Linked DNA regions of Homo sapiens: regions 1 and 3 are each linked to region 2. Evidence: chromatin contacts called from ENCODE Hi-C data. All regions are on one chromosome and are shown on one strand. The core of a region is the stretch at or near the end of the contact, and the rest is flanking DNA. Distances in the headings are between cores, read along the strand shown. Region 1 holds the start of PSAT1 (phosphoserine aminotransferase 1). Region 2 holds the start of NAA35 (N-alpha-acetyltransferase 35, NatC auxiliary subunit). Region 3 holds the start of AUH (AU RNA binding methylglutaconyl-CoA hydratase).

Evidence for each region. A loop is a pair of places that touch in the nucleus more often than their neighbours do. Pooled maps may share reads with other maps.
Region 1: a pooled map shows a loop between it and region 2 (14-fold over the local background). The contact joins the promoter of PSAT1 here to the promoter of NAA35 in region 2. A Hi-C loop is called at or near these places in 7 of 50 pooled maps.
Region 3: a loop to region 2 is called in a pooled map, with 6 times the contacts of the local background. The contact joins the promoter of AUH here to the promoter of NAA35 in region 2. A Hi-C loop is called at or near these places in 4 of 50 pooled maps.

Annotation. Positions count from the first base shown.
Region 1 is chr9:78,295,607-78,298,488 of GRCh38, forward strand. PSAT1 (phosphoserine aminotransferase 1) reads left to right here and starts at 1,519. Exons shown (of 9, transcript NM_058179.4): 1 at 1,519-1,664. The coding sequence starts at 1,605. RefSeq lists enhancers at 605-874, 765-1,348, 1,349-1,932 and a silencer at 1,885-2,124.
Region 2 is chr9:85,939,620-85,942,710 of GRCh38, forward strand. NAA35 (N-alpha-acetyltransferase 35, NatC auxiliary subunit) reads left to right here and starts at 1,527. Exons shown (of 23, transcript NM_024635.4): 1 at 1,527-1,654; 2 at 2,536-2,664. The coding sequence starts at 2,541. RefSeq lists a silencer at 1,431-2,110.
Region 3 is chr9:91,360,614-91,363,574 of GRCh38, forward strand. AUH (AU RNA binding methylglutaconyl-CoA hydratase) reads right to left here and starts at 1,305. Exons shown (of 10, transcript NM_001698.3): 1 at 1,015-1,305. The coding sequence starts at 1,276. RefSeq lists a silencer at 1,036-1,475.

The DNA of each region.
Region 1 (2,882 bases), core at 269-2,768, 7.6 Mb before region 2:
TGGTGTTAGGAACTAACTCCAGGAAGGATGAAGGCTGACTCCCTTAGTCTCCAGTAGATAAGCTGCTAGGGGCAGCTACTAATATATAATAACTGAGTTATTTACGTAAAATAATGGATATGTGATGCTTCTTGCATGCCTGAGTTTCTGGGCTGAGATTTATTCTGTCTTGAATGTCGCGGTTTTCTTAATGAAGTTGCTGAGGAACGCAGGGGCCTTGTTCATTTTGCCTTTTTCTGGAAACTTTGTCCTCCAATTCCCAGATCCAGAGCAGTGCCTCTGCTCTCAGCCCCATACCGCCCACATTCTCATTAGGAAAAGCAAACAAAAGCCAAAGTCCTGTCCAGTTACAAGCCTTCTCTAAACGGGGCAGTTGGACTGTATATATTCCTGGCGCATCAATTTTACTCAGACAGGGAAAATATTTTTACATTAAAAGAAACTAGGTTAAATTATGGTAGAGAATGCAAAATTCACAGTTTAAAAATGATGAAATTCCAGACTTCAAAGGAACTTCTTTCTTGCAGGGTAGGGGGAGGGTATTCTGTTTCAGAACCCCATGCGGGTCTCCACTGGAGTTCTTTTGAGAAGGACACTTCTGTGGAAAAGTTTGAGCAGCTCTGGCCCTGCGCCTGGCCTGGCTAGGGGCCACCTTCTTCTGGTTTGGGCTGCAGCGCCCTATGGGTATCGCGTTCTTGTTAATATCTCCTCACGTTTCTAAACTCACAGCTTGTCAGCGCGGGCGCAACCTGAGAGCTGTCGCAGGTTTCCAGCTCACTCGTTTCCCAAAGGAGGAAATGGAGAATCAGCGACTTTAAAGGACTTGCCTGGCGGGCATCCACGCTTCCCAGGCTATCGCTCCTCCCTGCGTCCTTGGCCACCTCCGTTCTTTAATCCTGCAGGAACTCAGGACCCACGTGCAAATACAAAGAACCGTATCCACCCACCCCCGGCCCTTCTTCATCCTGCGCTTCCAACCTTGGGGGGGTCCTCTCTCTCCACTGGGGTATCTGACGCCCGTGGGGGGTGCTTAGAAAAGTTTGGTAGATTAGTGACTGGTGGTTCTGGAACAAATACATCACAGCCCAAACTGGGGGCTGGTGGTGGAGAGGTGGGTGGATGGGGGCTACAAATCTGCTCGGCAACTGCCCTTTCAGCCAAGAGAGAGGAGCTGAGGTCCTCTGGGGTTGGAGGACTGGAACCGGCCAGATTGCGGGCTCAAGGGGCGAAGGCAGGTTGGCAGGGGCAGCCTCTTCCCGCCGCCCACAATCCTCGGGCGGGCGCGCAGCCGAGCCGGCTCGGCTGGCTGGCGCAATCTCGCGCGCTCCTTGCATTGATCAAAAATGGGGGTTGAAACAGTAAACGCGAGGAGGAGCAACTGCTTCGACTCGGCTCAGAAGCGCGACCAATGGGGATGTGAGCTCCTTCGCGCGAACCAATTAGCGCAGGGCCTGCGACAGCACGGGCCAATGGGGCGCCGACTCGGCGCAGGAACAAGGCGGGGGTTCGGGGCCGGCTGCAGACTCTCACCGCAGCGGCCAGGAACGCCAGCCGTTCACGCGTTCGGTCCTCCTTGGCTGACTCACCGCCCTGGCCGCCGCACCATGGACGCCCCCAGGCAGGTGGTCAACTTTGGGCCTGGTCCCGCCAAGCTGCCGCACTCAGTAAGTCCCCGCGAGCGGGCGCCGGGAGTGAGGTTCAGGCGGGAGCACGCACGCGGGTGGGTTTGCATCCCTGCGTGTGGCAGTCGGATTCCCGCTCCCTGCCTTGAGTCCCCTAGGCGCTTTGCATCAGCGTGCACAGCGGGATCAGCAGCTCCGGCAAGCGGGCTTCGGGAAGAATGCAGTTGGTGAGGAAGCTCGGCGAGGCGTGCCCGTGCAGCTGCCCCTGGCCCTGACTGCTGGTGCGAGGCAGTGCACGACTCAGCTGGCCGGGGCCTGCTGTCCCGCCGGTGCCACGCACCTGCAGACGCCCGGGCTGTGCCATCTCCTGGGCCGGTCCGGGGGCTGGGGCGGGGCGAAAAAGAAAAAGCTCTGATCTCTGCCTTCGCCTCGCGCAGCTGTGCGGCGAGCCCGGGCAGTGTGGAGCGGATGCATGAATGGACATAGTGTGAATGAGTGATGAACGGGAATGAACCGATGACAGGTTTTGCATATGCAGTGGATCACGTTAGCTGAAAGGGATTGCAAACTTAAAGGTCCGCGTGTGCGTGCCCCCCTACGCCTTACACCAGTGTTTGCTTTAGCCAGCACTTAGGAACACTGCTTTTCAGAAATGTAAATTTGAAAACCTTCAGTCCAGCTTTCCCCTCCTTGTCCCCCATAGAACCTACCCTTTCCTAAAGCCTTTCTCCCCACCCCCCTCCTTTTTTTAACCTGCTTGTCCCCTAAAGGCGTTCGAGTATTCTAACTCTGGTAGACTTTGGGCTGCTTAACCCAATTCCCTGTTCATTTCGTTCTGGAGTAAACCGAGTGATTGAATTCTCTCCCGGGCCACAATCAGATCTTGCTGGTGGAACTCACTCTCTGCCTTCCCAGGCCCCAGCCCGGCTCCTCCCCTCCCCCGCCAAACCCACCGTCCCCAGCCCCACCCGCAGTGAAGAAGGCAAAGTCTCCGATGTGCCTTGAGCCCATTGTCAGGCGGCTGCCGCCGCCGTTAGATTTTTATTTTTCTAACCAGGATAGAGCTGATAATATGTTGGAGCAGCATGAGGCATAGCCAAGTATTTTACAATTATCAATTGTTGAGCAGAGTAGAAATCTCCCTGGGACAGAGCCTCCTCTGTGTTGTGGTAAGAACAGAGAATCCAATTTTAAAGGGGAAAGGACTTCTTACTTTTCTAGGGGCAGCGCTCACAGTAGCTGAGAGGACAGGGCTTATTT
Region 2 (3,091 bases), core at 277-2,776:
CCTCTGCCTCCTGAGTTCAAGGGATTCCCCTGTCTCAGCCTCCCAAGTGGCTGGGATTACAGGCGCACGCCACCATGCCTGGCTAATTTTTTTGTATTTTTAGTAGAGACAGGATTTCACCATATTGGTCAGGCTAGTCTCCAACCCGACCTCTCCACTGCCAGCCTCCCAAAGTGTTGGGATTACACGCATGAGCTACCAGCTACCAAGCTCAGCCTGATTTCTTTTACTCAATATATTTTTGAAATTCATTCATGTTGTATGTCAAGTAGTTTATCCCTGTTTATTGATAATTACATTCATTACATTGTATGGATATGCCACAAATTGTTTTTATTCAACAGTTGATGGACATTTGGGTTGTCTGTAGTTTTTGATGATTAAAAACAAAGCTGGGCCAGGCACGGTGGCTCATACCTGTAATCCCAGCACTCTGGGAGGCTGAGGTGGGCAGATCACGAGGTCAGGAGTTTGAGATCAGCCTGACCAACATGGTGAAACCCCATCTCTACTAAAAATACAAAAAACAGCCTGGTGTGGGGGCAGGCGCCTGTAATCCCAGCTACTCGGGAGACTGAGGCACGAGAATTGCTTGAACCTGAAAGGCAGAGGTTGCAATGAGCCGAGATCAGGTCACTGCACTCTAGCAGGGGCGACAAGAGTGACACTCTGTCTCAAACAAAAACAAAAACAAAGCAAAACAAAGCTGGTATGAACATTAACGTACAAGCCTTTGTATGAATATGTTTTTGTTCCTAAGTAAATTCGTAGATTACTGGATCGAATGATAAGTATATGATTATAAGGAGAGATTGTTAAGTTTTCCAAAGTGGTTGTACCATTTTGCATTACCACCACCAACATAACAGAGGTCCAGTTGCTCTGCATCCTTGCCAACATTTGGTATTATCTTTTCCATCTTTTAATTTTGGGCCATCCTAAAGAACAGGTGGTGATAAAGATGTGCTTCTTACCTGCGCCCGTCTATTTATGTAACCCCATTTAAAAACTGATCATTTTATTAATAAATTAAAAAAATCTAAAACATATAAGAATCTGAAATTAAATGTCTGGCTTGACTTTGCAGATATTTTGAATCTATGTTTCCTCACGAAACTCCCAGGCGCTGTATAGGAAACATAAATCCGTTGTCAGGCAGCAGTAGCACGCTGTTGCTCTCGGAGCTTGGCTGCTCGTTCGTGCTCGCAACCACTAAGGTCTACGCAAACCTCCACGGTTTCCTTCCGCCTTCGCGTCACCTTTCTAAGAAATTCCCAGAGGGCAGCGCAGACGGGGCGGGCTCTGAGACTCCGGGCTCCGCCTCTTTCCGGGAACCGCCCACTACCCAGGACTCCGACAGAGGGTGAAAAAAGATAACTTCCGGTCTCGCGATCGTCTCTAATCTCGCGAGAAGAGAAGGCGGCCGCCATCGGCCGAACGGAGGCGGTGGCGAGGGAGGGGGTGTGGCCGGGGAGCGCGAAGTCCCCGGGAGTAAGGGAGAGGGGGCGGGGTCGCGCGTCCCGGGCATACGCATGCGTGCACGCTGCCGGTCGGGCTGGGCTGAGAGGGGAGGGGGCGGCGGCGGCCGAGGCGGCGTCGTTATTTCCGTGGTCCGGACAGTGCGTGGCGGCGCGGGTGACCACGGGAGAAGTAGGTAGGGACCGCCCCTGCGTAGCCATTGAAACCCTCTCGCTCGTGTGTCCGAGAGCCGCAGCCCCCCGCGCGTGTGGCAGATCCTGGGGACCCCAGGTCACCCTGCGGCCCCGGCCCTCCCGCTGCGCGTCAGGTAGGAGCGGCGGGCTCCCCAGTGCCCGCTGTCGGCCGAGGCCCCACTCTTGCCCGGTGTTGCCGAGGCGACGACCCGGCGCCGGACGTGCCCGCCCTCCCGCGCGGCGACAGCTCTGTCCTTGCTTATGCGCCCAGTGGGACCGGGGCTGGGCTGGGCTGACCCGGGCAGGGCGGAAGGGAAGCGTGTGCCCGCCTCAGGTGTGCCTCGGCCCTAGGCCCGGCCGGCGGGACCCTGCGGTGCCTGCCGGCTCCTCATTGCTCCCGGCGAGGTTCTGCCTGGGTCCGGGCCGGCTCTGGCCCGGGAGAGGTCCCAGCGAGCTCTGGCCAGATGAAGGGCTACCTTGATTGACTTCGGTAGCTGCCGCATGGGGTCCTGGGCTGCGAGAGGGGACCCTGAATAGTGCCTTGGTCTTTTGTGGCTATTATTGAAAGTTGGAAGCTCTGGAGTTGTTCTTTTCGGGCCAGAGGTGAGATGGTTTGTGATTTTTCTTCTTAAACAGTAGGAAGGCAAAATGTTTATGGGCCCTGGTAGGTGGTGGGCTAATAGTAAGCAGCAGGAGTGTTAATTGACGTGCGATTTGATTGCATTAAGGTTATTCTTTGCAGTACTGTCCTTAGACTCAGAAGAGTTCTGCTTTAAAGAGTTTAGTTAAGACTTCATCCTATGCTGAAACAAACACCCATTTCTGCAAATACTCTTGCCCTGAAAGCTACATCCTCTCTCTTACATCAGTATTAATTTTACAGGCATAATGGTTATGAAAGCTTCTGTAGATGATGACGATTCAGGATGGGAGCTCAGTATGCCAGAAAAAATGGAGAAAAGCAATACAAACTGGGTGGACATTACCCAAGATTTTGAAGAAGCTTGTCGAGGTGAGTCTGATTTTTGGATTAGAAGTTCAGCATCTGGAAGGGGTAGAATGACGATTGTGCTTTCTAAACTTACCTCATTAGATGAAATCAACAGGTAAATGTGGTTTGTTGAGTTTGTTAGCCACACTTATTCTGTATCCTCTAATTTTAACTTTAAAGCAAATGTATATTTGATACAGCATTAAATACAGATGTTGAGGCAGTATTTTAAAATTGAATTTTTCTTGCTTTAACAGGTTAGAGAGAGCAGTAATTTCTAACTGTGGAAAACACTTTGTTAATCTAAAAGATAATAGTATTTTTGTATGTTTGAGGTTTCAGTATGATCAGATCACATCATTCCTTGTTTAAGATTGTCCAGTGGCTTCCTGTTGCAGGTAGAATAAAATCCACCCTCCTTCCCTATGGGTCTATAAAATCTGGTCCC
Region 3 (2,961 bases), core at 55-2,554, 5.4 Mb after region 2:
GCAAAATCCACTGCCTATTAAAGAATGCCTTGGAACCCCTTTCAAATGGCGAAACCCTGCAGGTATTACAGCCCTTTCCTCTTACCATGCCTTGAAAGTTCACACAGCCTACTAATAACCAGGATCTGCTTCACTACACTAAAACCAATCACGACTTACACGCTTTTCACTTCTGCTTAACAGATTATAGGTGCTCAACAAATGCATGTCAAAATTAAAACACTGGTCCTCTGGCTTAACCCGGAGGTTAAGGGTGGAAACTGCTATTCCACCCTTCACGACCCTTTTAGCTTTTCCCTGCACTGCCAGTGAAAGGAACTGAGCTGTAACAGTATTCCCTAGGATTGTCAGCCTCCTTCAAAGCCTTCAAAGCTCTGTATTGTATTGCTAATGATGTCTCCTCCCGTAGAAGGTAGCTCAAGGGCAAGATCCATACCATCCACATTCTTATCGCCAGAGCTGAGGAAAATAAAAAGTGCTCAAAATTGTTTAAATGAAGTGGAACAGTCCCTCAAGACTAACTTTCTAAGAGAAAATGAACAAGAGGAAAAATTGTTCCAGCTGAGCAGCTTCAAATTTAAGATTCTCCGTAATAATAAAAGGCAGTTTCACCGCAGCTTTTACAACTCCACCACTAATAGCTGAGTTTACAGAAAGCCATTACACAGCAACAATAAAGCCTGGTAGCAAGGATTAAATCCCCAGGGTATATATTGACCTTGGCTTGTCTGGAGCGGAGGGCGTAAGCTGCACTTCTGTTTGCCGCGCTGAATGCGGTCACTTTACAGGTAAGCTGCTCGGGGGTACACGTTTAGGTTATTAAAAGCAAGAAATAGGTGCACAAGGAAGCGGCCACGCTGGGTGAGTAGGGAGGTGAGAAAGGGGAGGGACCCAGGTTCGGTGCGCCTGCCTGACCTCGACCCCGCGTCCTGCCGGCGGACGCTGCACCTTATGCCCGTCCTGAGAGCGAGCGGCCGCCCGCTGCCCCGCGCCTGCCCAGCGTTCGCACCTCACCTCGGTTCTCCTCCTCCAGGTGCCGCACCCGCAGCTCGTCCTCCGTCTTCATCTCAGAGCTGTAGCCCCTTTTCGGGGCGGGACCCCCGGCCGCAGGTACCCAGCCCTGGGCCCAGATCGCCGGGCCCGCTCGCCGGCCTGCCAACGAGCCGGGCAGCCTCAACCCCGGGCAGAGCCACGCACTGCAAGCGGCCACCAGGCGGGCGCCGCCAGCATGCAGGGATCCCAAGGCCCCAGGTGCCGCCGCCACCGCGGCCGCCATGTTGTCTGTTTACGGCGTGGACCTGCGACGGCCGCTCCGCCCCCGCCCGGCGCCGACCTGCCGCGCGCACGCGCACGGCGTCCGGACCCGCCGCCTCGCTCCGGCTTGGCCCCGCCCTCCGGAGCCGTGTTCCCGCCCCTCACTGCCCCGCCGAAGCCCGGTGACCCGAGGCCTTGCCCCATTCTCCAAGCGAGATTGGATGGTTTGTCCAATACAAAAGGAAAGAAAGTAGTTTTCCAAGGTTATGGAATAATTCAGGGAAGACTTTTCTATAAGAACCACCCGGAGGGAATTATCTCCCCGTACTCCCTGGACCATGCCCTGCGGTCCTGTGTTAAGTAAGCTGCAAAAGTGAACAAAAAAGTTTTGTCTCCTCAAGTTGGCTGAAAGTGTGGCAGCCCATCGTTGGTCACTGCCTTACTTATGGATCTCAGGTTGTTGGTTTAGCGTCCCTGATAAGCATAAATGATGTTTACTACGTGGCGTTCAGGAAAAGGATGAGAACAGCAAACAGGCAAAGGAGTTCTTTCTCCAGCCCACCCACTCGTACCGATGTCCCATGGCCCTTCCTGGACGGAAAGAGTCTTACAGGGGTTCAAACAAGCCATACGCTGAGATGGGATTTAGAGTATGTAGCTCTTCCAGAAACTCGGGATATCAATTTAGTGTGTAGGTACTCATCAAAGCACGTTGCAGTATAATTAATGCTACCTAGCTTTTATCAGATCTCTAATGGGAAAGCTTGCATTTAAGAATACTGGGCAGGGGGCGGTGGCTCACGCCTGTAATCCAAGCACTTTGGGAGGCCGAGGCAGGTGGATCACCTGAGGTCAGGAGTTTGAGACCAGCCGGGCCAACGTGGTGAAACCCTGTCTCTACTAAAAATACAAAATTAGCCAGGTGTGGCGGCACACGCCTGTAATCCCAGCTACTCGGGAGGCTGAGACAGGAGAATTGCTTGAACCCGGGAGGCGGAGGTTGCCCTGAGCTGAGACTGCACCATTGCACTCCAGTCCAGGCAACAAGAGTGAAACTCTGTCTCAAAAAAAAAAAAAAAAAAAAAAAAGAATACTGTTTGAAAAGTGTGCTGCTATGAGCATACGTCTAGTGCCACAGAAATTTCTTGTATTTTTTAGTCCTAAGCAAAACATCCTTCATTATGTCCTCAACTTTTATCCAATGTAGAAACAAAAAGTAGACTGAATTCCATTACTGCATCTGCTGTAAAATGATGTTGAAGGCACTTTTATTTTTATTTTTATTTTTTATTTTTTGACAGGTTCTGGCTCTGTCGGCCAGGCTGGAGTGCAGTGGTGTGATCGCCTCTCGCTGCAACCTCTGCATCTCAGGCTCAAATGATCCTCCCACCTCAGCCTCCTGAGTAGCTGGGATCACAGGCACACACCACCACACCTGGGTAATTTTTGTATTTTTAGTAGAGATGGGTGTTTCTATGTTGGCCAGGCTGGTCTTGAACACCTGACATCAAGTGATCCACCCAACTTGACCTCCCAGAATGCTGGGATTACAGGTGTGAGCCACCATGCACAGCCCACTTTTTATTCTATCTTTTGTAAAGTTCCATGCAGGAAAATTTTCCTGAAGTTTACTACAAGGAAAACTTTGCTTCCTTTGTATCTTTCCTCTTTTCTGATAATGATGTACATGTTGACTGCTGGGTGTTG